Linked DNA regions of Mus musculus: region 1 is linked to region 2. The links are chromatin loops, found by intact Hi-C in ENCODE. Cell type or tissue: heart. All regions are shown on one strand. Links, peaks and the distances in the headings refer to the core of each region. The heading gives the core; the rest is flanking DNA. Region 1 holds the start of Ctnnb1 (catenin (cadherin associated protein), beta 1). Region 2 overlaps Ulk4 (unc-51-like kinase 4).

Region 1 (15,905 bases), core at 4,907-12,906, 130 kb before region 2:
AAAAAACCAAATATATATATATATATATAAAACAGACATGGTTTCATTCTAAAACACTGGATCCTTTTTATTAGTTGGAGTGTAGGAAAGTGATTCTTTTTACACTTTCTACTTATACTTTGGGTTGGTAGATGGACATGTGCCAGCCAAGGCATGTGGTAAAGGTGAGAGGACCATCCAGAGGCACCTGTTCACTTCTTCCTCCGTGTGAGTCCCAGGACCCAATCCAGGTTGTCAGATTTGGCAGCAAGTACCTTTACCTGCTGAGCCATCTTGCCAAGTGCTTCTGATTAAAACATAAAATGCAGAAGAGATGGAAGGAAAGGTTCATTAATTTGTCTACATAAAAATAAAACCGTGGGCTGAGAATGCGGTTGCTTAGTATTCATGAGGCCTTCAATATGAGGGTTCAATAGTCAGAACCAACTAACCAAACAAATATTAAATTAATGAACAAATATAAAAATCTCCCAAATGGCCAAAAAAAAAAAAATGTGCTCGAGTGAGGAGAGATTAAAAAATAGTAAAGGAAACAAAACCAGACAAGCACAAATAAACTGTGGGAAAAAATCCTATTACAGACGTAGACCAGATGTGCTAATGTTGAGATCTTATAGGAATGGAAGAGACCACGAGCAAAATATATAGTCAAGGGAACACAGTGAAAAATATTCAGATGTGTGAAAATGTGCTCGGCTTTATTTGAAAGAGAAATGCAAATTCAAACTGCAAAGTGTCACTCACAAACTAAAAGTTTGATGACATATTGTCCCACGGGGTCCATCTTTGTACAAAGGGTTTATTTAGAGATGATAGCAGGAAGACCAACAGAGGAATGGAGGGCGGAGAAGAGAAAGCGAAGACATAGATGACCAGCCGGGGCCCCTCATGAGTTTGTAGAGCTCAGGTGTGGGTTGAGGGAGGCAGTGTGGGGAGCTTTCCAGGATTTTCAAGTAAGAAAACCATGGCACTTACCCACCAAGCCTCTGCCCAAACACTGGTGGTTGGTGGGGCTTGTAAGGAATTAACTCTCAGGCATGTCTGTTTGCCCACCTTCCTACCCCCACCCCCAAGGCAAGCCCTGCTTTGAGATATCAGAAGAAAGCCCTGGGTAGCCTCATTCAGTTGTAGTTAGAATGTGACTGTCTGGGGTGTGGATGGGCCTCAGCAGAGTCATTCACACACATTCCCATGATGAAACTGTCAGAGACTAGACATTCAGACATGGCTGATGAAAATGGAAACTATTACAACACCCAAGGTAACTGTGCCTACCTAGTATATACTGTCTGTTGATAGTGTCATTGGGATTCTTCTTGGGGTCTATGGTACATGTTGCATGAAACTGACTCTAGGGCCTGTACATGCTAAGCATCTATTCTATCACTGAGCTGCATCCCTGGCCCTATATGGAAGCTTTTGGAAAGTTCTCCACATATTTGGATAGATAGGTAGGTGAGTAGGTACATACATGGTAGGTAGGTAGGTAGGTAGGTAGGTAGGTGGATGGATGGATGGATGGATGGATGGATAGATAGATGGATAGATAGATAGATACATAGATAGATCCATCTTGTTTTTGGGGACATGATCTGTTCCTCACCAAACAGGCTACACTGCCTGTGAGCCCCAGGGACTTGCCTATTTCAGTCCTGGGCTTATAAGTATACTCACCATGCCTGATTTTGTTATGTGGGTTTGAGGGATTAAACCTATGTCTTCATGCTTAAATGGCAAGCACTTTACCAACTGAGCCATCTCTCCAGCTTCCAAAGGCAAACATTCTTCTTCTTTTTCATGTGCATGTATGTAGGTATGTGTATATGAATGTAGAGTCCACAGAGGCCAGAAGAGGACACTGAATACCCTGGGCTTGAGTTGTAGGCACTTGTGAAACACCTTAGGTATGTGCTGGTCCCCAGCCCTCTGAAAGAGCTGCAAGTGCTTTTAACTACCGAGTTGCCTCTCCAGCTCCCAAAGGCAACTACTTTTAAGTAAGATATTTCAAAATCTTTTGACCTTAAAAGACACCCTTTGTGCTCATTGCTCACTTCCTTTTAAAAACAATAGTAAGGTTGAAAAAGACACAGGATATTTAGATATACATGAAGGAGTTAAGTATATAAAAAAATTGGTAATGCAAGTGACTGTGTATATTCTGGTTATACTGTATACACACACAGTGTATATTCTGATTACATTGTATATATACTGTATATTCTGGTTACATTGGACAGTATGGATGGAGGTTTATTTGAATCTGCCAGTAGAGAGGATCAAGGTGGGAGTCTCTAAAGGACTCTGCAAAGATCAGCAATGACAATAAGTCAAGCTACAAATTACCCAAGTTATGAATGGGTAAAAAGTTAGCTTAACAGATTAAGCAAATGATTTCAGAGTTCTCGAACAATGGGTGACTGGAGCAAATAGAATCCAAAATGTTCCCATAAGCAGCTGGAGGATCCAGAGGTAAAATACAGCAGTTGTATTTACATTTTATAATCTTAAAGTGAGTTAAGCTTCATTGATATTTAGTCTAAGTATCAGCAGCAGTAAATTGTGTGCCATTCAAATAAATATACATCCAGGGGCTCCGTATATAGGATTACTATGTACACTGTAAAATAAAAAAATATTTAGAAATGTTAAGGCACACTCAGGAGGAAGCTGCAGTGTGGTGTGACTGTCACAATCAAGCCAGCACTCAAATCGCCTTAGCTCTGTTTGCTTTTCCCTGTAACAAGACACCCGGCCACAAACTGACTAACAGTAACCATCGCTTTAGAAAACATTGTTTCAAACCTGAGCAGGGTCACCTCTAAGGCTAAGAGGAGGGGTTCCTGGAGCAGGGGTCGGATGTTTGGAGTGAGTAGCACTGACTGTGTGGGCTTCAGACAAGTTTCTCGTGAAACTTAGAGTGGAAGGAGAAATATTTACTGTGGGCAGTTCTTCCCGACAACAGACATGAGAGCGCTGTGTGTTTCCCCACATAGATTTCATAATCACACCACTTCCCTGGAGTCAGAGCCTCAGCCTGAATTGGCTCAGGCTAGGGTAGGAAGCACAGGGAAACCCCAGCAAACGTGGGTGCTTTCAAACTGCCCAACTTTTCTTATGTCTCTCAAAGAACTAGCTATTTCCCTCTCTATAAAAACAACAACAACAACAACAAAACAAAAAACCCATCATGGTCTTCTTTCTCTCTCTCCCATTCCCCAGTACAAATTACAAATTTGTAAACCCGAAATCTGAGTAGATTGAAACAGAGATCGCGAAGAAAAAGGCTTTGATAAAAACAAAAGAATGAAAAAGGCGTGTATCTGACTATTCTGTGGTGAATGTTCAGTGCTCTGTGTAGAAGGCAAGTGGCTCAGACCATCCCTCCAGCTCACTGAAGGAGCATTACAAAGAAGGCACATTTTAAAGAAATAATATACCAATGCAGCACTCCGTAGGTGTGTATGTGGAAAACTGTGGTTTGAATAACTTTGGATCTGTTAGAGCTAATATGTCTGCAAAAGTTTATCAAAATATTAAAATGCATGGATCCTATAAGAAATCAATTTATTCCATTGAAGGCTTATAATTAATGGTAAAAATCATCAAATAGAGTAAAATTGAATGATTAAAAACCTTCACATTTTGCCCTTGATTATGTGTGTGTGTGTGTGTGTGTGTGTGTGTGTGTGTGTGTGTATGTGTGTGTGTGTGTGTGTGTGTGCATGCATGCTGCTTTTTAACAAACACAATTTAGGTTGTCATGCTAACTGTAGCATTACTAGGAGAAAAATCAGAAGGGACTATATCTTTAAGTAAAATTTTTTAGCCTAGTTAGAAAAAAATCAATTAGTATATCCCTCTGTTTTTCCATGCCCAAAGTCTCTCTCTCTTTTTTTTTTTTTTTCTGAACGGTAGGTATAAAATAGGAAGCAAACGCTTACTTGTGGCATCGCGACCTTCTTCCAGGCCCCTGCTGGTGCTACTCGGATTCAGAGTGGCTTTGGCACAAGCTTGTGGTCTGGCTGCAGCAGCTCTCCCTAAAGCCTTCCCCCTTGGTGGCAGGTGAGGGTCACATCACTGAAAAGGATCACCCTAAAAACGAGGCTCCTCTAAGGTGGGTGAACGTCATGGTCTTTAAAAATTGTTCCTTCAGATAAGGAACTATTTTCTTCTCAGCTACACATAATTTTTGCTGTTAAACTGATGTTGTCCTTAAATATGGTGGTCTGTGTTTAATAATAATTTTTAAAAAACCCGTATAACTGGTCCATATGTTTTCCAACTGAGACAGCATAAAACCTCCATATGTTTCAACATGCCATACTGTGGACTGTGGTGTACACACACACACCACCACCACCAACAACAACAACAACCACAGGACATTATATCCACTGTAACTAAACCATTGGGGTTGAGTTGGGGAGGATTTTTTTTTTAATAATAACCACATTTGTTGAACAGGACATATTGTTCTTCATTTTGTTTTAGTGGCGGTGACGGTCCTTGTATTTAGACTTTATATGGCCTGGGTTACCCAGCTCACAACAGAAACACCTGCACCAAATTAATTTGTTGTAGCACATTAATTATCTCATAGCTTCTATTTAGGCTGCAGCTGTTGCTATTATGTTAATAATAATTTTTATCACCACTGTATACAACAGGTTATGGGAAGAATAGAAATATCTCTTTGGGGGGGGTCCCCCCTTGTCATTTCCATGTTTCGATGTCAGAAGGGAAGACTGTAAGAAAATCGGGCAAATTGAGCCCCCAAAGCGCACTGTAATTTTCTATTTCTGAACGGATTTGTGAGAGAATGGCTGAGTGAAGTTAGCAGAGCGTCATCCCCCACACAAAGATGGCGCGTGCAGAATTTGTGAGAGCGGAAAGGGGTGTGGAAGGAAGGACAGGCAAGTGGGGACGGAACACTGCAGTGCTGGGTGGTGAGTGTTTGCGAGGGGGCGGGGGGGGGGTATGCTGCAGTTTCCATGAAATAATAAGGTGGGGGAGAGAGAAGCAATGCAAAGAGTGGGTTTTTCATTGTCTGTAAAATATAAACACAGATGAGTTCTGTCTTTGGTTGGTTCATGCTTTTCATTCAGCACAGCAGGGATGTTCTTAAGAAGTTGCCCTCTGAGAAATTTCACTAAATGGGAACCGTGGACCCTGCATGATGGGATTATAATCACACCAGCCACTCCTTTTACATAATTTTTTGTTTAAGATCCAGTAAGACCCCCTGTTTTTTTAATATATCTAAAGCAATAGACATGTATATGTCGATAAACTGAGGGTTCGCGTCGCCCCCACCGTAGCCTGGTGCAAGCTGAACAAAAACCGGGGTGATATCCTCTTCTATAAATCTCAATAGATTCAAAAACAATATGAAAATTTTCAGCTGACAAGAACATGTCTGCTGCCTGCAGTCCCTGCAATAGCTCACCATGTTGCCTACTAACCGAAAGATCAAAAATTATCGATTTCATGGCGCTGTGTGCTCTGGAAAAGAAAAGCTACTTTAACATTTGCATTGTTTAAAGACATCTTTTAGAAGAAAAGGCTCGCACCCCCCCACCCCAAACTCTTTGGGATGTGAAAATGGCTTGTTTTCATCTCCCTCATGATTTTCTATAATTCTATTATTTTTAGCAGCTGGAGTCCAGAAATGATTTTTTTTCGACGAATTTAGGATTTTGCCGCAGTGTTCATCTGCAGTCCCAGAATCCTCCGGTAAGTTAATCCTTCTTGCGATGGGAAACGCCTTGAACCTTCTTGTGAATAAAATACCTGCAACCATTTTGAAATTTTTAATAGAGGGGCTGTGTGTGTGAGTGCATGTGTGTGTGTGTGTGTGTATTTTTGCACGCGTATAGTATTGGGGAGTATGCGTGTCAAAGCATGCTTTCCTAGGACCGCATTGGTATCTGTTCTGAGAAATATGAAGAAACATATATACCTCTGTGCCCTTTGCCTGTCACGATGAGTCTCCATTGCTTCCTCATCTCGCTCTGTACGGTAGCCGTTAAAACACATCTTTAGAACATAATCCAAGGAAGGCCCGGAGAACACGCAACTGCAAGCGTGAAGGTTGGTGCCAGCATAACTAAAGGCCCAGGCCACAGCCACCTCCGTACCCATCACCTCCCGCTTCCTTCACGGTCCCTCCTTTGCTCTGGAGCCGTTCATGGGCTGCGTGCGAGAGCTTTCCACGGAGGCTCTCTGCGGAATCTGCCCAGTGGGTTACTAGACGGCCTCTGTGTGGGAGAAAAAGCCACACGTAGTCTGACAAGAGGTATTTACAACTGCTTAGCCTGTTCAACTGGAAATCAACAAAAAGATGACATACCCCTGACACGGTGTTTTACAAATCAAAAGTCTGGATCCATAAATAGCCCACTTGACGAACGTTAGAACGGAAAGCGGATTGTGATTTTTTTTTTTTTTTTTTTTGCCTGGTGTTTCCACGTTATCATAAAGAAATTATTTTTAACAGGTCTTAGAGAGTCAGTATTGGCTGTTTCTGAGTGTATGGCTCTGCTGGGAAAGGAGTCTTCCTTCCCAGGGTTATTGGGATAGGATCCAAAGTGGACCACACCCTAATTCCAGTGTGTTTTTCCATCTTTTGTGCCTATTGTCAAATGGACTTGGCTGACAATTACAGTTTTACTTTAAACGATGAAGGTGTTAATCAAAAGACGTCGGCTGTCCTCAAAAGGAGGCTCATTGTTTTAGGTATGCAGTAAATGTTTGACTAATGGATTTTTTAGAGCAGAAGGACCAATGCTGGCTTATTAATACTTACTTCTGCACAAAGTGCAAACACAGACTGAGCATGTGTGTGTGTGTGTGTGTGTGTGTGTGTGGTGTGTGTGTTTTAGTGAACATCCTCTCTGCTCACTATTATTCTACACTATTCAGTGTAGGCAAAGCTTGATCTGCAGGTGGTCTGATTACAGGACAAACACACCCCCATCCCATTTCTCAAAATGAATTACTTTATGTCGAACCCATTGGGCTGATCTTGAGGAGAAGGGGTGTAGAAGAGACACCAATTGCCATCTATGTGAAGTGTGTTACCTGGGGTCAATTATTTTAGCAACTAATTTTATAAAACCACCTCCTCCTTAGCTGCTTATGTTATTTTCAAATTAGCTCATAAAACCAGCAGGTTTCTTTATTCATCAGGTATGTTGATGACGTGTTTCTTTCTGGTGTAATGACAATATTTGTCTTAATTTCACAGAAATTGTCATCTGTTTTTGGTGACAAAATTATGGAATAGTCTTGTTTCATGAACGAAGTGAACAGAAATCTAGAGAAAATGTAAAATTCAGCTCACTGGTTTCAAGGCCAGTCACCTGGTTATGTCTCCTGCCGAGTTACACTGATAGGAAGAGGAGTGTTTGCGTTGTGGTAAAATCTGCCTTTTCTCTGAAACATATTCTCTGAATTATCAATAGGGATTGAGACTTTTAATTCTACGCTGGGGTTAAAATGCCAGAATTATGTGCTCTGTCTTGGCGTCTGGCTAGAGGAATATGAATACAAGGCTGTCTTTATCTTTTAGATTTGTCAGTGGTGCAGGCGCTTCTTAACGAGTTTTAATAGTGTGCCCTTTAAAAAAGAAGCAAAATTGGGACACAGAAAAAGAAGCAAGTGTCAAAAAGAAAAAAAAAAGAAAAAGAAAAGAAAGGAACCCCCCCCCCCCCCAAAAAAAAAAAGAAAAAGAAAAGAAAAGAAAGGAAACCCCGGACAGAGGTGAAGTCAGCTATCTAATTTTAAACGAATCGACCAAATATTCTTTAACTCTGCATGTGACAATTAAAATTAGGGGTTGGTAGCTGCAACCACCACTGGTAGGGCTTTGGTAAAATACCTTTTCCTGCTCTATCTCTCTGAGTTATGGCAGGCCAAGTCAGCCCCAGCCAGCAGCAGAGTTTACTCTCCGGAAATCCGAGCAGAGCTGCAGAGGGGAAAGGTCTAGACAAAGGCCCTCACTGAGCAGCTCCAGCATGGTGGACTGTGGTGGTTCACAGAGTTACGGTGATATGTCTTTAAGATAGAAAATTGAGTCATTTAAAAACTAAGCTGGCCCTACAGCACCGGCCCTGCCTCAGTGATGCATGGGCTTCCTGCCAGTACCTGTACATAAGGACCTATTGTTTACTTGCGTTAATTACAGCGCTGGGATGAAAGAAGGCAGTGGGGCAACTTTCCCTGTTGCCATTGTTTGGGAAGAGACGTGAGCTCAGAATAATAGGCTGGAGACAGCCAATTCACCCCAACTGCTCCAGTTTTGACAAGTGCCAATCGTGAAGGACAACAATGGGGCCATTTCCAAGAGAAGATCCAACTTCACCCTATTGTCATGATTTGGGGGGGGGGGAGCTCTCGAAGGATACAAAATTAGTTTTGAAAATTTAAGAGGTTACCCACAGGTCCTCTCAGCAACACACTCGAGTTTCTCAAACAATACAGAAAAATCGCTGTCCTTGGTCCCCACGCCTGGTTCTACTGACCCAGTGAGTCTGGGTAAGATGGGGTTTCTAGGAATCACGCTGGTGAACGCAGTGGTGGAGCTGAATCACTTGTTAATAGATGTTCGCAGACACTCTTGGGGACTCCAAGGCCTCCTGGGGTGGGGAGGAAAGGTGGCTGGGCCCCAGGTTCCCTGTCCGGATTCCAGAGGCACAGCGGGAAGGGAAGCGGGACACTCCTGGGAGCGGTAAAGTGTGGTGGGGTCCAATGGTGGTTCAGGGGTGTGGCGGCCGGTGCACCGGTGATGGCAGCCTCGAACCTGCGCCGTCCGAGGCCGCACTCCACCCGGCCCGCGGCGGCGGCCCGCTCTCGATTCCTTTAGTTTCCAATGGAGCGGCGTCTGGACGCCCCGCCCCGGCTCGGCCCCTCCCGGCGGCGCACGCGCAGAGCGACTCGGACTGGCGGGGACTACTTTCCCCGGCCCGCCCGCGCCCCGCCCCTCGTCCTCGCGCGGCGGAACGCTCCGCGCGGAGCGGCAGCGGCAGGATACACGGTGCCGCGCCGCTTATAAATCGCTCCTTGTGCGGCGCCATCTTAAGCCCTCGCTCGGTGGCGGCCGCGTCAGCTCGTGTCCTGTGAAGCCCGCGGCCCGGGGAGGCGGAGACGGAGCACGGTGGGCGCCGAGCCGTCAGTGCAGGAGGCCGAGGCCGAGCGGGCGGCCGCGAGTGAGCAGCGCGCGGGCCTGAGGTGCGGCGCCGCGGCGGGCCGGCTCGCGCCGCGCCAGCGGGAAACTTCGCGGGCCGGGTGGCGGCGGGAGGCCGCGGGGACGCGCGGGCTGGGGCCGGGGCCGGGCGGGCGCGCGCCGGGAGCCCGGATGGACGGCTGGCCGCCGTGGGGGGTGGGGACCGCGGTTCGCGTCCGGGCTGGGGCCGCCGCGGGGGCGGGGTGGGCGGGGGCCTCGCCTCCGTGGCCCGCGGAGCCGGGGGGACGCGAGACCTGGCGCTCGTCCCCTCTGTCCCTCGTGGAGCACGCACAGACAAATTTTTTTTTCTCCCTGCAACGACCTGACTGTGAGTTTGAATCCAAACAACTTTAAGCCGTGGAGTCGCCAAACTTGGATGCAGCGGGCGGGATGCGTCAGGAGCGTGTTCTCGGAGGGTGGCTTCTTGGACTCGCGTGGGGTTGGTGGCTGCGGGGCCGAGGTCCTGGCGGGAATTTGGGACCGTGGACGAGTCACCGGCCACTCCTGGTGTTGGAGGCGGGGGGGGGGGGAGGTGCGCGGGATCCGAAACCTGGGCTTGGGGGAGGGGGACTTGCCCTTAGCCAGTAAGTGTGGGGTCCGCTCCAAGTGTTTCTCCCCAGCGCGTTTGCTTTCTGAGCGAGACGGAGTGGCCGGAGCGCGGACCGCCAGGGCGTGGGAGCCTGGCGACTTGTTCTGAGTGTTGTTTGGGGGACCAGACTTGGAACCGACGCTCCCAAGTTCGGTACCCCAGGCCCGCTCCGGTGAGCCCGCTGGCTGCGGGGCAGCTTTGTCTCGGGCTCGGGTCTCCAGACATCTGTGGGCTCCCCTCCCCCGCGCCCCCCGCAGCCCCCCTCCCGGGGCCTGAGCTCTGAATGGAGAGCGGCTGGGCTGCTGGTATGCGGAGGTCGGCGAGAGGAAATCGAGGAGTGGTTTTAGTGAAACGAGAGCTTTGTGCCATGAATAATGGTGGCTTAGACCAGACAGCAAGCTGAGGAGACGGCAGCTTTGCCTTTGATAAAGTCTGCCTCATGTTTTTCACATGGCCAAGTTGTGAAGCGTTTTGTCTGGGATTTAGGAAGCCATTTCGCTATTTACTTGAGGTTTGCAGATGTCTCAGTGCAGTCTCTCCTCGTCCCGGGAAAGAGCTTGCTTTCTTGGTTCTAATTTAATGTTGCTTAAGCTTGTGGCCTTTGTATTTCGGTTTTGTATGTCCGGCTCAAACTTTGAGTTAAGGCCCGCAGTTACATTTAGTTCACTTTCACCTTAAACATTCAGAAATCCCCGAAATTAAAATGAAGTGCCTCCAAGGTTTGTTTGAGAACGCCCTTTCACAGCGGACAACATTGTTGATGGTACTGGGGATAGTCATTCTGTGACCTACCTAACCTTTGTCCTCAAGGCCGAGTCTGGACAAGGCCTTTAGTGGTGGCAAGGAAGTTGGAAACTTGCAGATGTTTCTCTACAACAAACCCTCCCAGGCTGAAGTCCTTAATTAAGGAAGCAGGCTATCTGGAAAGCTTAGCTTGCCTGGGACAGAGTCCTGGGCCTCACAGTCTGTAAAAAGACTATCTTCAGATAGGGAAACATTTAATCGAATGCAGGCGTGAAGAAATAGAGTTTAACTGTCATGTGATCATTTCTCATAGTCTAGAGCAGTGCTTCTCAGTCAGTCTTCCTGATGTTGTGACCTGTTAAAATAGTTTCTCAACTGTTATGGTGACCCCAACCGTAAAACTTTCCTTGCTACTTCACAACTGACTTTGCTACTGTTGTGAACCATAATGTAAATGTTTTCCCACGGTCTTAGGTGACCCCTGTGAAAGGGTTGTTGAACCCCCAGATTGAGAACACTAGTTTAGAGACTGTATATTGGGTATCTATGTCTCCAGCTTGAAGGGAAGTATCTACTGCTGTAGTGACGATGGGACTAGAGACTGTGAGTGAAGCCTTAGCTCACGAGTCTCAGAATCCCAGAATCCCACCGCCAAGGTGGAGGATGGGGAACTTTCTTAGTCGGAGTGTATTTTGAAATGTGTGCTCAGGAAAACTGGTGGAGCCCTTTTGCAAATAAACTCAGGGCAGAGCATGGACAAGAGCCTGTGCACACTGCAGGTGGCGAGTGGAGTGGAGTGGTATATTTACAGTCGTTTGTTGCTGTACTTCTAAGCAGGAAGTGGACAGTGAAAGTAGATGGAGTCAACTGAAATATCAGTGCTGAGGTGAGGTGAGGTGAGGCCAGGTCGTGGTCTCTGCCCATCACCTAGTGGTAAATTTTTAGTGTCCTTGGCCAGAAGCAAACCCGAGGGACAAACTCCTGAAACGGTGTTCACAAACTCGTAAAAACCTTGCAAACGTACAAACATTTTAACTCCATTTTCTTTTGTTGTTTTGTGGCCCCTGTCAACTCCTTTTTATTTAAAACAATCTCACTGAAGACATCTTCATGCCACAGAGAGTAAAGTAGATGAGCAGCTACAGTTCTGAGGCCTGTGGAGGCAGCCTCTGTCCTGAGAGGACGCAGCTTGAGGAATGTTAGGCAGCCCTGCGATGCTTGCTCTTCAGCAACACCGGTCATGGTGTGGTTCCTAGGTTAGCTACAAGTTTTATAAAAGGAAAAGTGTTTTGTGTCAATTGAAAGTGAATCAGAACTTTCCGGAGAAAGGTCTTTTTTTCCTCTGTTTACCTAAGAAATCTTCCTTTGTATTTAATGTAAAATCAAGCTTCCCTTGACTAAGAACCCTGATTTTTCTGCTGGGGTATAATTCTGGAAGAAAGCATCTAATCTTCCATGGGGAGAAGGCCTTTAAAGGAAGTAGGCAGTCCTGCTAGGACTTAGTTGTGTCTCTTAAGACACATTTCCCAGTTTCAATTGAGACGGCAGTGCTCTAGTCATGCCGAGCGCCCTCCGGTGGACAGAACACAGGTCACTTTTCCTCGATCTCTGCAAGTTTGTGTGGAATGGATCCTGGTTACTCTGTAAGGAGAACCAGTCGTACAGTACTCAGTACAGTTAAAAGACTGGCCTGGGAGGGTAGGAGCGTCTGTGAGAGAACAGGTGGTCTAGGGCACATCTGCTTACAGTGTGAGACACCAAATGCTCAGGCTTCTCGGAGTAAAGGATGACGAATAGAGGTGAAATTCTTAAGTTCCCAGTGAAGATCTGTCACTGTAAAACACAAGTGTATTTCCCTCGGGTGAAGTCAGAGCAGTACTGGTAGTGGGAAGGTTTTCTGCTGCACACTCAGAGTGCTTTCGTTCTTATAGACCTTCATTTCCACCCCTGTAGTGACGTTCAGTCCCTTCTGAAAATACCATTTCAAATCAGCCAGGATAATAGAGTGAAGCATATTCTGAATTAGTTTTTGAAGTGAAATGGTCAGTTTATGAAGGATTCTTGAGAGTTTAAATTTTGTTTTTGGATTCTGCTTTTCAGAAACAAGCTAAAATCAAATGTAGAGATGGCGATCCATTTAGCCTTCAGAACTCATGGAAACATGAATAGAAATTTCTTGCTTTAAGGGAGCATTGTCACATTTGAATGTGACTTTAAGAATTACTTCTCTTATTTTTTAAAATAATTGTATCATTTCCCCTTCCATTCCTCCGGACCTGCCCATATACCCTTGCTCTCATTCAAATTCATGGCCTCTTGTAAATCATTGTTACGTATGTGCGCGTGTGTGGCACACACGCGCGCACACACCCACACCTCTAACTACAACCTATTTGGTTTATATGTTTTTAGAGCTGACCATTTGGTATTGGATAACAATTGTACTATTTTCTAGGGAAGACTCTCAGCATTTCTTAGTTGCCTGTAGTTCCTTGTGTCTCACGGTCTGCCCCTCTACTCATCTGAACTGACAATGCTCCCTTCAAATACGGGAGACTACAAAAACCCCACTAGTAGGCAGGAAAAGCCCTCTTTTGAAATGTTGCCAGGTCTGTCCACTAGACTCCAGAACATAGCTAATAGCCTATTGCTGTTACCCTTGGTTGCCCCCAAGAAGTAGAAGGTAAGTCCCTGTTTATACCAAGGCCTAGAGGATGCTCTCTACCTGATTACTAGTTCTCTTGGAACCAGAAGACACAGCACAAGCCTCCAAAGGAGGGAGGCAACCAACAGTCCTTTGCAGCTTATGATGCCTTCAAACCACAACCATGACAAACGTGGCATGATAAACCCTAAGGGTGCAGTAATGGGATTGCATATTTCGGGGTAACCATTTCTAGTTGGATATAGAACCAGTTCAACAAGGGGGAAATGCCTGGTGCTGGAAACCTGGCCAACTACCCAGGGCTAGTGAACCCATGGGTCTTGGTGGAGAAGTAGCTTAAGTCCAGCTCTACATGGTCTTAAATGTCCAGACTCAACGTGCTAGGTGAATGTTACAGAAGCCCCACAGATGCTGTGTGCATAGTCTGTCAGTTCACCGGCTCCTTTAAACCATTTCCATAGTTTCACTTAGAAGGCTCTAAGCTGAGTGTAGTATTAGGCTAGTCCCAAACTTAGAAACAGTGCTGAGGTGGAGGTCAGGTGAGTGTTTTATTTTAGCAGAGCATTGTTCTTGATCAATTTATGTTTGTGTGGAAGTGGTCTTTGTTTATGTGGCAGAGTTTGGCTGAACTTGATACAGCCAGCTGGTATTCAAAAGCATCATCGAAGCCTGATGTGGCTCGCTCTGCAAGTCACAGCAAAAGGCTGAGGCAGGAGGACAGCCTGCAGTACAGAATGAGACCATGTCAAAACAAACAACAAAAGTATGTCTGAATACAGCGCTGTAGCTGTGATAACCATGTGCACAACATGGGTCTGTACATCTGTCCTAGAACACTCACCTGTCCCACAGTCCTGTGTCTCTTCTGCAGCTGCTGTAAAGGTGCTGAGACTATGCAACACTGCACCTAGCTAGGGTCTTGTAGTATTCCAGGGTCTTTTCTGGTTGTGGTTTATCAGCGTTGGTTCAGAAGGCTATGCGTTTCCACTTCCTACCATGCAGTGCCATAAGAAAGCCATGACCATCTAGAGCAGCGCTTCTCAACCTTCCCAATGCTGTGACCTTTTAACATAGCTCTTTATGTTGTAGTGTCCCCAAACATAAAAGTATTTTGTCACTACTTCATACTGTAGTTTTGCTAATGGTATGAATTGTAAGTATCTGTTTTTGGATGGTCTTGAGTGGTCCCTGTGAAAGTGTCATTGGACACTAAAGGGGTCACGACCCCCAGGATGAGAACCACTGGTCTAGATTCTGTTGGAAGCTGCCTCAAGCACTTCCCATTTTTTCTTCTGGTTTTATTTGGGATTTAACTCAGTTTTCGCATTGATAGTCTTTTTAAAAATTGATCTATAACAGATATATTAACAGTTTTAAAGAGGCTGTGATTTATAACCTTTATTCCATGTTAAGTCCTCCCATCAGAGACCTTATCTGGAGTCAGTGGATTTGATTGCTGCTGGTTGGTTGGAAGGGGAAGGAAGAGTACAAAAGATGGAGTTGGGACTAACTTAAAAATGTGTAGTATCAGACTTTCCAATAGCTGAAGAGATGGGTGCTGTGTACCCATAAGTGAATATATGCTTATGGGCGTTAGTCACATAAAACATAAGGAATGGAGTTCACTGCGAGATGTCTTGGAAGTGCAGTTTGAGGATCTCATATTTAGGTTGGAGTAAGAATTTGTTACAGGGTGGTGGCTGCAAATGGTCTCCAACATTTCCTTAATACAGATTAAGCAGGTGAAGAGCTGTGCCCCCTTCCAGAACTAGAGCGGCAAGGGCTCAGGAATGAGTTCCCTCATGGTTTGGATGTACTGTTGTAAACAAGTGTACACCACAGGGTTTCTTGAATGGTTTTTAAACACTGTTGACCCACTGTAGTGGGTTTGACTTATTGCTGCTTGCATTAAAATGTTAATTTTGGTCCCCAAAACTGCTTATTGTGTCTGCGTGGAAGACACTGAGGGATCCTGCCCCCAGTTAGTCTGATTGGTAAATTAAGATGCCAGTAGCCAATGGCTGGGTAGGAGAGACAGAGGCAGAACTTGAGAACTCCCTGGGCTTGGGAGGAAGGAGGAGGTCCGCCATGGCAGGAGTATTTTAGGTTTTTACTTAGCCAAATTGTGACTCCATGCCTGATAACTATCTGCTAGAGGCCTTTATTACCTACCTTTAGTTGTGTTGTTACATTTCCTGGGTCCTAAAGTTCTGGACATTGTCTGATTCTGTTCTTGTCTAGGAAATTGCAGTTGAAATCTAGGAATACAAGAAGAGCTGCAGACACTCTGGAGGGCAAAAAGTGGTGGTGTTAATGCTGGAGGCAATTTTACCTACCACCATGGAGGCTGACTGAGTAAGGGTGCTGTAATCACTTAACAGAAGAAAAGTGGTCTTCTGAGGGGGTGCTTAGAGATTGCCTGTGTGCTGAAAGGCTTGGGTTTTTCCTTAATTGCCATTGTGTCACAGTTCATATTTCTCTCTGAAATTTCTATGAAGACTGGTTACCTACCCTTTTCTCTTCAACTAGAGGCACAGTTGGAACCCATGACCTGATCCATTGCATCAAGGGTCCATTTTGACAGTAAGGGGCATATTGCTTTCTTGACAACTGTCACTCTTGTCACTCTGCCTCGGCAGGGATAACCTATTGCCATCCTTTTGCCGCTGATCACCAGCAAGCCT
Region 2 (15,905 bases), core at 2,922-10,921:
AAAGGACAATGTCAACGGGACAGAATGGCAGCCTACAGATTGGGAAAAGATTTTCACTAACTCAACATCAGATAGAGAGCTAATGTCCAAAATATATAAAGAACTTGAGACATCAATAAACCAAATAACCCAATTTTAAGATGGGGTACAGATTTAAACAAAGAATTCTCAACAGAGGAATCTCTAATTAAGAGAGTAAAGAAATGCTCAACGTCCTTAGTGATCAGGGAAATGCAAATCAAAACAACTCTGAGATTCCATCTTGCACCTGTCAGAATGGTTAAGATAAAAAAATTGCAAGTGATAGCTCATACTGATGAGGATGTAGAGTAAGGGGAGCGCTCCTCCATTGCTGGTGGGAGTGCAAACTTTACAGCCATTATAGAAATCAGCCTGGAAATCCCTCAGACATTTGGGATTCCATCTAAGTCAAGACCCAACTACACTACTCTTGGGCATTGTCTTAGTCAGGGTTTCTACTCCTGCACAAAACATCATGAACAAGAAGCAAATTGGGGAGGAAAGGGTTTATTCAGCTTACACTTCCACATAGCTGTTCATCACCAAGGAAGTCAGGACTGGAACTCAAACAGGTCAGGAAGCAGGAGCTGATGCAGAGGCCATGGACGGATGTTACTTACTGGCTTGCTTCCCCTGCCTTGCTCAGCTTGCTTTCTTATAGAACCCAGGACTACCAGCCCAGGGATGGCACCACCCACAATGGGCCCTCCACACTTGATCACTAATTGAGAAAATGCCTTACAGTTGTATCTCATAGAGGCATTTCCTCAACTGAAGCTCCTTTCTCTGTGATAACTCCACCATGTGTCAAGTTGACCGAAAACCAGCCAGTACAGGCATATACCAAAAGGGTGCCCATTCTACCACTTGCTCAACTATGTCCATAGCAGATTTATTCATAATAGCTAGAAACTGGAAACAAACTAGAACTCCCTCAACTGAATAATAGATAAAGAAAATGTGGTACATCTACACAATGGAGTATTACTCAGCTGTTAAAAACAATGATATCCTGAAACTTGCAAGCAAATGGATGGAACTAGAAACAAATCATCCTGAGTGAAGTGCCCAGACCCAGAAGGACAAACATGGTACGCACTCACTTATAAGGGACATTAGTGGTTAAGTAAAGGATTATCATGGTACAATCCACAGCCCGGGAGAGACAAAGTAACAATGAGGTTTGCGGATGGTGGGTGTCATGTATCTCCCTGCAAAGGGGAAATAGATTTTGCAGGCAGACTGGTGGAAAGGTGAGGATGGGAACAGGAGCGTTCAGGTGTTGGGGAAGGGTATGGAGGAATGACTGGAATTGGGAGCATTCAGCTGTGATAAAGAAATGCAGGGCCGTGGAAGCTCCCTGAATTCTCCGAGGGTGAACCTAGAGAAGTCTCCTAGTCATTGGTGGATATGGAGCCCCCACCAGCCATTCTCTACAACCAGACAAGTCTCCCAGCAGTAGGACTGGGACATCAACTCAGCCACCAAACCTTCAACCTCCAGCTTCCCCTGTCTGCAGGATGTGCTGGGGTGATGGTGTCATGGAACTTACGGTAGTAGCCAACTAATGACTGGTCCAACTTGAAACCAGTGCCAAGAGAGAGCCCATACTTAACACTGCGTGGAGGGCCAGGAACCAGAGGCTAGATGTCCAGAGACATGTAATAAAACCAAACATGACCAGGAAAAAAAGTCAATGAAATGATTCCTAGTGGTATTCTGCTGTACGCATAGATCAGTGCCTCAGCCAACTGTCATGACAGAGGCTTTGTCCAGCAAGTGATGGGAGCAGACACAGAGCCCACAGTCAAACACTAGGCAAAGCCAGGGGAACCCTGAAGAGGATGGGAAGGAAGGACTGTAGGAGTTAGAGGGGTTGAGGACACCATGAGAACATGGCCCACTGAGACTGATGTGACAAACACAGCTGGTGTTGTCTGAGCTAGGTGCTCTGCATATGTTTCAGTTGTGTAGCTTGAGGGACCCCTAATAGTGGGAGTGGGATATCTCTGCCTCTTACCCTGTTCTTGGGACCTGTTTCCTCCTACTTGGTGTGAGGGTTTGTGCCTAGTCCTACCGCAACTTGTGATGCTGTTTGGTTGATATCCCTGGTAAGCCCACTCTTTCTTCTTTCTTTCTTTCTTTCTTTCTTTCTTTCTTTCTTTCTTTCTTTCTTTCTTTCTTTCTTCCTTCCTTCCTTCCTTCCTTCCTTCCTTCCTTCCTTCCTTCCTTTCTTTCTTTCTTTCTTTCTTTTTCTTAAAGGAAAACTGAGGAGGAGTTGAAAGAAAGAAAACTAAATTCAAGGCTTCAAAGCCCTACCTTAGTGGATTGGGAGGTGGAGCTGAGAGAAGTAGAGGTTGGGGAAACTGCAGTTGGAATGTAATGTATATAAAGAATAATAAAAAAAAAAGAAGACCTAGGAGGGCAGGGCCAGAGCCGTTTAATCTCTGTTTAAAAAAAAAAAAATTCATCCAAATGTGTTTACCTGACCTGCATTCTCTACTCGGATTGGTCCATCTGGGCTAGCCCACCGTGGTCACGTGCTCACTGTGGTCACGTGCCGTCTTCCTCATTCCCATTGAGAACTTCCCTCCCATGGCTTTTTTTCTCTTCAAAATTACGTCAGCCATTTTAGGATGTCGGGTTTTCTTTATAAATTCTAGAACTAGCTTGCCTGTCTCCAGAAACCTGTTGACTTCTTCAGGAATTGCCTGACTCCTCTTGGGTAGAGCAAATGTTCTCACCGTGGTGCGCCTAAGTGGGAGCGGCTCTCTGCATCTATTTCCACCATCTTTGAATTCTTCTGCAGTGTCCTGGACACACCTGCTCCTGTGTGCCGTGGTGCACTTTACTCTTTGGAGCAATTTTACATACTGTTTTATTTTTTAGTTTGAGTCTCTGCACACTCACTCACTCTTTGTTCACACAGACAGGATTTTTTAAGATGAATTTTCAGGTATAATTAGCACAAAAGCCACAGACAGGTACATGATGACACATTTTGATGAGTTTGTGTTTTCTTTATTGTGTCTGTATCTTGTAGCCTGGATGGAATGTCTCAACCCTGAGAATGGTCTACAGAGTCACCTCCAAGCATGGCTGGCTCCCTGAGAGAATGTGCACTTTTCTTCTCTCTAAGAATGGCAGCCATGACGTCATGACTCTCCTGCTCTTAGAGAAATGGGATTGAGCCGCTCACTCTTCAATACTATGTTGTTTGTAGTTCTTATTGACGTTTTACCAGCTTGAGAAGCCTTCCCATCTAATCCTCGTTTGATGAGAATTTTTATCAGAAACTAGTGCGAGACATTGTCTACGACTCTCAGTATAGCCTCACTGTATATCCAATTTCTTCATAATACTGTGTAGGTGTAGGATATATTAACTGATATTTTCTGAACAAATCTGGAGGGGATCCTGCTGCTATCTGTTGCCACAGGTGTGCTCAATCCACAGGCCCCGAGACTCTGAAGTCAGGAGAGATCCTGGTCTGTGGTCTGGTTAGTGGTGGTTTGTGTGCATGCGCGTGTGCGTGTGTGTATGTTTTGGTATTTTGCTTTCCTGATCATTCTTTGAAATCAATAACAGTGACGCCATCCGCAGGGAGTGGACTGGGAAATACTTTCCTCTTGTATCTTATGTAAGAAATTATGTAAGGCTGTTGCTAAGCCTTTTCTCGTTGGTATAATCTGGTGAAATTATCTGGGTTTCGAGAGATTAGAAATTTAATTTCCCTGATGACTGCAAAACAATTCAATGCTCATCTTGGTTGAAGTTTTGTAGTTATAAAGGAATGGAATAACTTCTTCATGAGCACAATGTTGTTGGGAGCACCCAGGGCTCCTCTCAGAAGCTGTTGGGAGCACCCAGGCTCCTCTCAGAGGCTGTTGGGAGCACCCAGGGCTCCTCTCAGGGGCTGTTGGGAGCACCCAGGGCTCCTCTCAGGAGCTGTTGGGAGCACCCCAGGCTCCTCTCCAGAGCTGTGCCCGGGCCTTCCATTCCATCCCACAGCAGTCATTTCTGCTTCTCTGATCCTTTTCAGTTTCTTGTTAGCTTTCAAATCCACCCCCAAAGAGTTAATTTTTCATTTAATTGGTTTTCCTCTTTTGATTTGCTTTGAGTTAATTTTCTATTCTTTACCTATTTCCTAAAGTAGCAGTAAGGCTTCAGTGCAGCATCATAAGTACATGCCATTGTGCTTGTTCCCACTCATTACCCTCCCCTACCCGCACCCTCCTTCACCCTCCCCCACCTCCATCTTCCTCCACCCTCCCCCACTCTGCTTGCTGATCCCCTCCCTCCCCCAAATAGTTTCATTTCCTCCCTCTCTTCTTGTTAATTTTTTGCTTGCTTGGTAGCAGTGGGGACTGAGCCCTGGGCCTTAGGAATGCCTGGCAGGCCCTGCTCACTCTCCAAAGCATCCTTACTGCGGAACCCAGGCTGGCCTCAAAGCTCCTGAGTGCTGAGTGCCGGGTCAGACTCGGCACCACCACGCCTGGCTGGGCTTTTCCTTTCTTCTCACATAAGGTTTTGAAATTATAAATTTTTCTTTAAGTGATGCTTTTAGCTACATTCTACAAGTTTTGATATATTTTCATTTTAATTCACTTCTATGTATTAAAACTTCCTGTGAGAATTCATCTTTGACCTGTGAATTATTTTAAGTGCACTTGCTTTTCAGATGTCAGACTTCTTTCCTGTAATCCTTTTATTACTGGTGTCTAGCCTGGCTCCGTTGTGGTCAAGGAGATGACTCTAGGAGGAAGACTTGCTCTGTGAGCTCTGGCTCACAGCTCAGGGGTCCAGTCCATCAGGGCGGATGTCAGAGCAGTCAGGGCTTGAAGCAGCTGCTCACCAACACCTACAATCTGGAGGCAGAGAGGGCTGCTGCTGCTGTTGAAATCCCTTCTCCATTTACAAGGTCCAGGATCCCAGCCAGGGGATGGTGCCGCCCACAGTGTGCAGTCTCCCCTCTGTTAATGCAATCATGATAACCCCACAGGCATGTGCCAGGGACCATCTTCCAAGTGCTGCTAGGCTCTATCACCTTGACAATTAACACTCACCTTTGCAAATGCTTATTCTATGCAGAAACTGGTTTATGGCCATTGTTTACTGCTTCCTAGCTTTAGTTATAGACTCAGCCATGTCCAATTAGATTTGAACTTAAGATAAACATGTTATCATTACGCCCATTTGACATCTTGTTTTCAGTCTGCCAGCCTCATTTCTTGGAAGTGCTCTTACTGGCCACCTTGAATACTTTGTGGGAAGAGATGTAAACAGATATACGCATGCAGCGTGGATATGATTCTAAGGACACATACACTTGAATTTTAAGAACTGTTTTAAACTTAAAAATCACAGTTGTGGCGGATTTGTTTCTCTTTAATCAACACATCCAACACAATGTAATCAAAACTCTTTCTCATTGTGTATTCTATTTTAAAACTATTACCTACCACAGTGCTTTGTCAGACATTATATGGGGATACTTAGTTCCATTACCTACCACAGTGCTTTGTCAGCCGTTATATGGGGATACTTAGTTCCAGAGAAGATAATACATTAGCAAAGAAAGAACAAAAATAACCACTTCACAGCAGCCTTTCCTGTCCCTTTGATGTTGCTAACCGTGCCTGGAGACAGATCTCTGCACTGTTAGGACATCTTTTACAGGATTCCACCCAAGGCTGGCAGGCCTGCTGCTTGCCTTGCCTCCATCCATCACATCCTGCCCCGCCCACCCCCATCGGCAGTGAGGTTGTGGTGGAAATGCCCCACCCCAGCCCCAAATCCTAGCGTTGCTCCCTCCCCAGAGGCGAGGGAGTGCCGGACCTCCACCCCAGCACATCCTTAGAGGGACGGTGACTCTAAGTCTACACGACACAGATTCTGAAAACATCTCAAAGACAAATCGGAAGGCACAGGTGGCACAGATGGGTCCCAGCTTGCCCTGGGTAGCATTCAGAGTCACTGCCAACTGTGGAATGGTGGGGAAACACAACTCCTTTGAAAGATCCTTAACACAGAAGGGTTGGAGCTTCAGGGATGAGCCTGTCAACAGTTATTTTAAAGATCAAACACTGACTTATAACAAAGAAGTTTCCACGCGAAAACCTGGATTAACTGGGTTTGGCGTTTTTATTTTATTTTCCCCCCACTTTACAAGTATTTGCCACGATCCTCATCCTCACAGTAATCATGGCTCCTGTGAGCGCTCCCGAGGCTATAACCCACGGTCCTCACGTCTGGGTGACATGCACTTCTTAAGCTGCCTGTCAACTGATCTCTGTATCCTCTCTTGAAATGACACAATTACTGGCTTCTAATTAGTCCTTTGAACACTTTCCAGAATGGCACAGACAATAGAACACTCACTGGCTCCACCCAGGTTGACACAGAAAGGAAGAGGAGGAGACAGAGCCCAGACACACATCCTCAGGAACACAGCCTGCAAAGGAAGTGAGGGATGCTGGGAGGAGCAGGAAGGACAGGGTCCTAACAGGGAAGTGGTAAGGAAAGAGACTGCAATTAGCTTGCATCCCTGAAACTCATCACCAGGAAGAAAGGGAAAGGATTTGTCCAGACGTGACATCCTTCCGGCCTGGCAGAGAAAGCACGAACAGAGGCCGGCATTCCTGAAGGCGCACTGGGGACTGGACAGGCCAGGATCCTCGGACCGACCAACTAGGCTGGGGTCCTGAGCTGAATAAAAAGGAGGCGAGTGGAACAAAAAGGCGTCCATGGGCATCTGTCGGCATCGACAGCATCCATTGCTCTACTACAGTGTGACTACGCTGCTCCCTGTCATGACAAATTCCACCCTCAAACTGTGAACAAAACAAACCCTTCCTTCCTATCATAGTGTCACATGTCACAGTTATTGTCATGGGTCCTCAACAGCGTGTCACCACAAGGGGCAGGAATGAGGAATGCTTTGCTCTGTGGGACCTTCTGGCTTCTTCTCAGCTCCGGATCCTTAGGGAAGAATGTGGTACGGTGTAGGTCAGGGGTGTGAGATTGACACAGGCCACTACAACACACATACACAATTCAGGAAGCCTGGTCCTTACTATGTAGAATTTGAAGGACAGTCTACAGAGGCCTTAGGTGCTGTGACACTCTTGACAAACCATGTGAAAACGTCCCCAGCCTCACCCACAGGCTGCAGATGTGTATCAGAAGAAAGACTTAGACAAACATCAGGCAAACCACCCATGGATATAAAACAGAGAAAACATATGCTGGTGGTTGTTGTTGTTAAGGAAAATGAAGAGTGGCATCGACTTTGATCTTATTTCTATTCTCTCTCATTTCCACAAAATCCTAGCTCATGATCACAGGGCTTACGTTACTCTTGAGCTCTTGGATTAAACTTTCCTTCCCTGTTGACACTGGTCCCTCACTATTCTGTTGGGTTAGATTTTCTTTTTAAAGTTTTCTCATCTTCATCCTAAATGCAAATGGTCGTCAGTTGAGAGACGTTTGTAAGTAGGCTAGGAAACTCGCTATCACTTTAGCACAATGAGCTGGGAGCCTTGCCACTGGCTCTGTGTTCTGGATCACCAGGGCTACACAGGGGGTGCCTGTCTCTTTAGTATCTAGGATTCATTTGTAAACCACATGGCAATATTTGAACATCAGCACTTACAATGCAAAATGCCCCATTGGAATCTGTCCCCAAGGGCTCCTGTGTTGAACACTTAGTCCCCAGTAGGTGGTGCTATTGCAGGAGTGTGCACCCTGTAGGAGACAGGGCTGGGCCAGATCAAGTAAGAGGTGTGAGGGGGGTGGCACAGTTCTTAGGGTCACTGCCCTTTATCTCCCCTAATCTTGCTCTCTGCTTCCCCTCCTCCAGGAAGACTCTCCTCCTCAGGTGTCTCAGGAACCTGAGCACCAGAGCCCCCCTGACACACCAAGGTCATACAGTCGTGTTTCCTGAGTCGTGACTCAGGGGATGCTAGTGTTTAACTCTTCTGAAGCGCAGCGGCTCTAACTGCTTCTCACCTCTCTGTTCCTCAGCCAGGGAAAATCATACTCTGTTTCCTATCACAGACCGTCCTTAGAAAGGTGATTTCTAAGAAAAAAGGACCTCTAGAACACAGACAGGGTGATTGTGTACCGAGAAACCAACATTTAACTTTTCAAACTGTTTTGACTGGGACCTGTGAGAGGGCTCAGTAGATAAAGATCCTTATATCACAAGCCACATGATCTAGATGGAGTAGGTGCCGTTCACAGACCGGCCTTCTGGAGTTTGATATTTACTTACTTTGAAGCCAAATTTGGCAATTTATATTTTTCTATTATTTTCATCTATTTTCCACATTGTCAAATTTAATGCCTTGAATTTTGTGTATTTTGAGTTTGTGTGCTCCTTCCTAATGCTACAGCCAACAACAAAAACAACAAAACAACAACAACAACATGAAGAACAACAAATCCAAACTGCAGCTTCCTGAGCTGAATCTTCATCCATAAATAGCAGAGCTAAGAAGAGTCGGAAGCTGCAGTTAGGGGAGGAAAGTAGAAAAATGGGGGCACTGCAGACTTCGAGCAGAAACTGAGCCCCACCAGATCAGTAGTCATTAAAAGCACTGATTGCCAGTTGTCTTACTGTGGGAGCTGATGCAAACGCGGAGTGTGCCGAAGCCTGAAGGCAGCACCAGAAAGTTACTGCGGGCATTCAGAAGAGCATGTGCTGCACACGACCCTAGGAGCGTCTGAAGTTCACACTGATGCCATTCAGCCACTGAGAAGCACAAGACTGGCAGCCAGATGCAGATGTCAAAGAGCTCATAATACTCAAATACAGAGCAAGTACAGAGAAGAGTGTGCCCATACCCATGACCCAGGAGCTTGTGACTGCAAAGGGAATGACAGAGGCAGATCAAATGTAATAGGCCAAATGCCACAGTGTGTGTGTGTGTGTGTGTGTGTGTGTGTGTGTGTGTGTGTGTGTGTGTGTGTGTATGTGTGTGTGTTGGGGGTGGGGTGGGTAGTTTTACTACTCACTTCTACATTGCTTGGCTTCTTGTGATGATCATTCCTATTGCAATTAAAAATCCTATCCCTACAGTTAAAAAAAGGAAAGGAAAATTTCTCAGACACTCGGGTAAATGGCCTCCATGTGTCATGAGTTATATACTAACCTCTCCATACAGTAGGGGCTTGGGATACTGCTAACAGCTTCCAAAAGACTCAGTGTGTTAGGACCATCAGAAAGGAACCAAAAATGCACAAATGTTTGGGTTTGTTGTGGAAAGTGCCCGCAGAACTAGAGTCCAGAAGCTGGAATGACTCTTGACTGGGGGACTGGGGACGTCAGAGTGTGTGGACACAAGTATGAAGACAGCAGTTCAGATCCCAGATCATGTGTAAAAGACAGTGGGTGTGGTGACCCACCTGTCATCCCAGCACATGAAGATGAGAGAAGAGGATTCTGGGAGTAAGCAATCAATCTGAGTTCAACTGAGAAACCCTGCATCAGGGAATAAGGTAGAGAGCAATGGAGGAAGCCATCTGATGCTGACCTTGGACTTGCACATGCTCACAGACATACACCCACACCTAACACATGTGTGCCCAGCACACATGAGCATGCATACATACATGCACATAAGCATATGTACACACACACACACACACACAAGTATATGTACACACACACAGAAAAAAAAGGCTGTTGACTGAATCAAAGACTGTGAAAATCCTCCCTTGTATTAAAATAATTCCTTTCTGAAGAGTTCAGATCTAATGAATATAGGTATGAAGTAGAAGGTATGCCCTCAAAGAAAATAAGAGGTGATACAGGCTTTCTTTAAAAGTGTGAGTTCCGAGGAGGCAATGGCTGTCCTTTAAAAAAAAAAACAAAAAAACTGCAAGGCCAATTCTACAAAAATTGTGCCTAACACTAAACCAACCAAGTGATTTACAGCAGAATCAAGTCTGAGAGACACTGATGGAGCATAGTTAAGCCTTTACCGTCTGGATGTTTAGCGTGAATTCTTTAACTCAAAGTCACAGCTTCCAAAGGACATGGTTCATTTATCCAAGAGACGTATCCAGACTGAATGAAATAAGACTGTTTATCTAAGCTGGGACTGAAGGACTCTGAGGGCCCAGAGGCGCCTCTGCAGTATGGTTGGTGTGCTCTGAGGACCCCTGTGATTGCAGCATAGTAGAACTCAATCAGCATGCTGTGAGCCTCCAGGTCGGCTAATTGTAGAGTCACACTCTTTGGAAATGCCCCCGGGTCCATTATTTTAGCACATTAACAAGGCTGTGTGCAGAGAGGTTTGTTACAATACGAGCTAGCTGTTTATCAGATGGGGGTAATATGATTACAGGGCATGCAGCATGGGAAAACCCCTGAGACCCATAGACAGGGTAATGCTGCAGGCATAAGGCCAGAACAAAAAGCCAAACATTGTTATCAAAACAGCTAACCCACTGCATCACGGTTACGGGTGAATAGCCACGCTATTCAGTGGCTTCAAACTTGACAAAGAGCTGGCCTTTCAGAGAGCATCTACAATCGCATGGCTTCAGGCAGAGGCAAAACTACAACAGAGCACACACAGCCCTAGACTCTGGAGAAATCTGTCACCACCGTGGGTTTCACCACACAGTATTATAACTCAGGGACTACACAACACGGAGCAGAGGAAGTAGGGTGGGGTGTGGACTCTGCTCCAAGGCCTTGCCAAGACCCTGCAGTACCTAACCCTTCTGATCTCCAAATGACTCTAGTGTGTATTATCCTGTCCCCTTTTAAAGTTACTTTTACTTAGAGTGTAACTTGTGGGTTCTATGTACCATGTGAGTCCCAGATATAAAACTCAGTTGTCAACCTTGGCAGCAAGCCCCTTCCCCTGCTGAGCCACCTTTGCCAGCCTTGTATCTGGCTTTGGAGGTAGAGAGCTTGTACTAAGTTGCCCACTGCTGTCACATGTCTGATCACAATGAAGCCCTTGCAACCATAGCTGAAGAGTTCAGAGCTGACCCAGCTGACTCTGGCAACACCACTGTCTCCTGTCAAGGGCCTGACCCTTGAGTGGAATGTCGGATGACAAGGATAGCAGCGCTTCCTGGAGACCTGACTTCCAGTGGCTCTGCTGGTGGCCGGGGGTGGGGGAGGGGCAAATCAGTGGGACTCAGCTTCAAGTGGTCTCCCTTGTCATCCTAAGTACACAAAGGAACCTGCAAAGGCCACTGAAACCTGCAGATGCTAACCAAAGTGGAAGGGCATATAGCCTCTATGCAGCCTTGGGTGGACTTCAGATCATGTCTGGGACACCATAGGATCAAGCACAATGTAAACATGATGCAAATCATTGCTGTGCTATACTGATCAGAGAATGGTGAGAAAATCATCCGTACATGCTCACTACAGAGGTGATCTTCCACATGCTTATCACACATGATCTTCTACACACTCATAACAGACGTGACCTTCTAGATATTTGAAACAGACGTGATCTTCTTTACAAATGATCCAGCTCATGGTTGGCTGGATCCAAGACTGCAGAACAGTCAGAGAATCAGGCTAACAGAGCTCCCCTCCGTTTCTGTGTCATAAGAGATCCCTGACACCCAGCCCCTGCATTTATCTCTATCAGACATTCACTTAGGCCAGGGAGACAAAAGTTTCATAGGATGATGCTTGGCTGTCATCTACAAGAATGTGTGATATTTCCAACTGTTTGGTAACAAAACTAACTGTATTGGGTGAAATATAGATGGAGGCTTGCAGGTGTGACCTTGCAGGTGTGACCTTGCAGGTGTGACCTTGCAGGTGTGACCTTGCAGGTGTGACTCTGGGCACAGAATCTATACAGCACTTGATCCCTGAAAACTTTTACCAATACATGTCCACCTCACTCTTCACAGAAAAATGGCACTGGACAAAACCCAAAGGCAACACACAGAAGCAAGACCATGCAGGCATTAGAAGAAAGCACAAGTGACCATGTCTGATTACATCTGTCATCTCAGATGGAAGGACCCTTAAAAACCAGATGTAAAGCCCCCAAAGTATAAAGGAACCGATACATTTATCTGTAAAATGCCATCTTTGTAATTAAAATATCTACAAAATAAGAAATAGCAAGAAGAAAATGAAAGATCCATTTGCTGTGACAACAAGATGCACTTATTAATATTCAAAGGTGCTGTACCAAGGCAGATGAAGCAGAAAAAGCAGGCAGAAGTCACAGCAAGTGATCAGAGAGACTGACATTAAGGTAATTAATCATGGCAATGCCTTTAATCTCGGCACTGGGGAGGCAGAGGCAGGCAGAGCTCTGTGAGTAGGAGGCCAACCTCTGCATTCTAAGTATTTTGAATTCTGCTTACGGAAGGCATGATGCATATATATGAAACATACATGTATGTAAGTGTTTTAACTTAATAGAGAACAGTAGCACATAAGCCATACATGGCAGCTGGGTGTGGTGGTAGTTCATGCCTATAATTCCAGGATTTGGGTGATGAGACAGGGGGATCACCCTAAGTTCTAGGCCAGCCCGGGCTATAGGGCCCTATCTCAAAAAGCAACAGCAGGGCATGGAGAGACGACCCAGTGATTAAAAGCACTTGCTGCTCTTGCAGAGGACCTGAGTTCGATTCCCAGAAGCCACATGGAGGCTCAATAGCTTGTAACTTCAGCTTCAGGGAGAGGGCATGGACCTCCATCTGCACACGCAGGCCACATGCTGTCCTAGCATGGATGTGACAGCCACCTAGCCTGTCAGCCTTCCTCAGGACTGATGCCTGTGCTCGGCATCACTGGTCAGAGCATCTCTGTTCATCGTGGTAAGATGTTCGTTAGGTCTGAGCCGACTCTAGAACAGGAGCCTGCGGGACACAGGGTCAGGCCTTCCACCTCCCTTGTGCTGATGACTGAGTTAAACATGGCATTTCCCGTATTTGCAGTGTTTCTGCAAGGAGGATTCTGTAATGACCATGGCCTCCGCCCATCTGACAGCTGTGAGACTTCATTTACATGAAATATGAGTTTCTTATTTTTGCCTCAAGAGAATCTTACGTTATGAGCTAGCCATAATTACAGAAATAGTTCTGAGTTGAAAAATATTTCCCTTACAAACTATGCATATGTAAAGGAAGATGGGAAGGAATAGTCTGAAGGTATCTATAACTGAGTGTCTCAGAAGATGAGTGTCTGTCTGCGGGCCTTGACTGTGTGCTGCCTCCACAGGCCCCGTGGAAGAAGGATCAGGAAGAGGTAGCGCACCCCATGACCTCTGTTCCTGAGCCCAGCTCCCTCCCAAGGGAATGTGGCAACCAACCACAGCTAAGCTGACCAAACAGAAAATGAAGACGCCCACTCCAGGCTGAGCATCCACACCACCATGTGGCTTTTTCTAGCAACCTATGCTTGTGATGATCAGGGCTGACGATCACCCAGCCAGGTCTGGAGTTGCCTTGAACAAAGGCTACCAGGTACTCTCATTAGGCATTATCGAGATTAGAATAGTATATGGCCATGTCTGTCAGGAATTGCCTTGATTAAGTTATTCTATGCCTGTGTTTATGAGGGGATTAGCTTGGCTGAGTTACTGTCTTGATTAGGTTAACTGATGCTGGACAGGCCACTCTAATCCCGGGGGCGGGGGTGGGGGGGGGTTCCATTCCATGGACTTTGGTCCTGAAAGGGGAGAGTGAACCAAGCACAAGGATTCATCCCTCGCCGCTTCCTGACCACAGATGCAACCTGGCCAGCGCCCTGAGCTCTGAGGCCAGGACTGTCTACCAGGACAGGCTGCACCAGTCGGCTATGAGCCCAACCAAGCCTTCTCTCGCAGGCTGCTTTTGTTACTGTCTTGTTACTTCGTAGTGTAGCCAGGGAAAAGTGATTCCTACAAGGCAAGGGCCAAAGCATCAGAGTCCATGGCAAAGAGCCTCAAAAATTCTAAAAAACAACCTGTGTGAGGATAAATGGCGATAAGTAGAAACACATGCTCAGCTACTCTGAAAACTGCCTGTAAGAACAGTCTTTAAGAACAGTCCCAGGGAATACTTTGTAACTCCTATCCCACCGACTATTGCTGAGTCTCATTGCAAACCTCATGCTGGTTATTTTTAATTATCTCTATCTTACTGTTTCATAAGTGAATCTTATAGCAATGCAAGCTGAAGTGGTACATGGAGCTGACCCAGAGAAAGGTGCCTTCCTGTGGGTGTCACCTGCGGTACACACAGAGTTAGGGACCCCACCCACAACAGCCTGCTGGAGAGGAGGCAGGAGCTGTGTTCTTTAATGGTGACTAAAAAGTAGACCTGTTAGGAAGCATGTGTCCTCTGCAGAAGGATACTTTGGGACAGCAAGAATGAATGGAATGTGCACCCTCTCTCTCTTTTGTAAAGAAATCACTATTTTCATCTCACAGATACAATACTAGGTACAAGACATGAGATTTGCTCTGTCTAAAAGTAGAAAAGTATTATTTTTAAATTCAACACAAGGTTTCATGTTCATCTTAGTCATATTGAACTGGGTATTATAGTACCATGAGACATTTTATGGCCACAGGAGGCCAACCCAACTGTTCTTAGCCCACAGACAGTGCACCAGCACACTGCCCTTGGCTGGAAGAATCAGATTCGTGAAGCAGACAATGTTTCTCACAGCTCAGGTCAGTGTCTCAGAAGCCAAGAGAGATGCGCACTCCAAAGCAAGCATGCTCATGCCAAGGTGCATGTGTGCTCAGAGGATAACGTGTGGGAGTCAGGTCTCTCTCCCCACCATGTGGGCTTTGGGCTGGGAGGAATCGAACTCAGGTCCCAGCACTCTGAACTCACTCTCTGTGAGTTCCAAGTCAGCCAGAGCTTCATAGTGAGATATTGTCTCCAAAAGAGAGTACTAATAATTTAAATTTGGAAAAATTGCCCTCCCTTGCTGAGCCATCATGCCTGACCTGTGTGATGTTTCTAAATGCTTCCTTAAATTCCACACAGAGAGCCCTTCGGCCTTCTTCCTGTGTGTGGTGAGTCTGATCCCGGTCCTCACTGTTACCTCTGCTGACTCTGGTTTGGCTGCTCGGCTCCCTGAGTCTGGGGGCAGCAGCCCGAGTTCACTGACTGGCTCCCTTCGATGCATTTTTCTAACAAGAGTGTCAAGCTCTCTTCTCTGTGAGGGTCATGGCAGCCTCCCATAATTCTGCTGCAGCATGCGTTTGGAGGCAACGCTGGGACTCCTCTCTACCTCCACCCGACCCCATCTCCCAGCGCAGTGGCATCCTATGGCCTGACCACTGTGTACAGTGCCAGGAACTGCAAATGTGCAAACCATCAGAAAACAGCAACGTCTGCTTTTCTTGGGCCTTACGGAACCGAGCAGATGACCGGCAAGAGCCATATGTCATCAGGCACACCTGCTGTGAGCAGGCTCCTGCCAGCCTGGGATGGATCACCATCTGTGCACACAAACTACTCCTGAGTAGGCAACCTCACAGGATGTAAGGTGGATGGAGCCTTCCAGCTTCCAGACCGGCCAGCTCTGCTAACTTCGGTACCTTGCCTCAATGCCTTATGGGAAAAGCAGCTGCACCGGAATCTAGCAACCACTGTTAGCCAGGAGGACAGCGGCTCATGACCAGCTGCCTTGTCCTTGGCAGGTGCTGGGACCCTTTTGCCTGGGGACTCCCCTGTGCCTTCCTCAGATGAGGTACAGGCTGCCATGATGACATAAGCAGCTAATGTCTGGCCAACCTGATGGGCGTCTGCAGCGGCTAAGGTAGTTCTAGGTGGGAGCTAAGAACTCCATTTCTCCACGTTCAAGGCTTAACACCCTTGTTCAGATAGCAAAGGGAGCCTTTGTGCAGTCAGGACTGGGCAGCCTGTGTGTGTGCATCAGTCCT

Evidence for each region. Peaks named below come from ENCODE experiments on the same cell type or tissue, not always from the same donor. Only the 100,000 strongest peaks of a DNase experiment are listed, where the experiment ranks them.
Region 1: it touches region 2 in a loop (2.6-fold over the local background); 2 of 42 quality-filtered maps call a loop at or near these places.

The regions. Positions count from the first base shown.
Region 1 is chr9:120,924,411-120,940,315 of GRCm38, forward strand. It overlaps Ctnnb1 (catenin (cadherin associated protein), beta 1), which reads left to right and starts at 8,990. Exons shown (of 15, transcript NM_007614.3): 1 at 8,990-9,228. It overlaps 4930593C16Rik (RIKEN cDNA 4930593C16 gene), which reads right to left and starts at 6,392. Exons shown (of 3, transcript NR_040753.1): 1 at 6,350-6,392; 2 at 5,960-6,257; 3 at 45-286. It overlaps Gm38502 (a long non-coding RNA gene), which reads left to right and starts at 4,593. Exons shown (of 2, transcript XR_380012.2): 1 at 4,593-4,946; 2 at 5,653-5,799. In heart, for the core only: a CTCF peak has its summit at 12,136 (motif pointing left); DNase peaks (open chromatin) are centred at 8,121, 9,011, 9,961, 12,131 and 1 weaker place; H3K4me3 peaks cover 4,130 bases; H3K27ac peaks cover 3,053 bases.
Region 2 is chr9:121,051,810-121,067,714 of GRCm38, forward strand. All of the region lies in intron 34 of Ulk4 (unc-51-like kinase 4), which reads right to left. Among named protein-coding and RNA genes, the nearest start is that of Gm34945, 83 kb to the left of the region's middle. In heart, for the core only: CTCF peaks have their summits at 6,924 and 7,732 (motif pointing right); DNase peaks (open chromatin) are centred at 5,782 and 6,532; H3K27ac peaks cover 1,029 bases.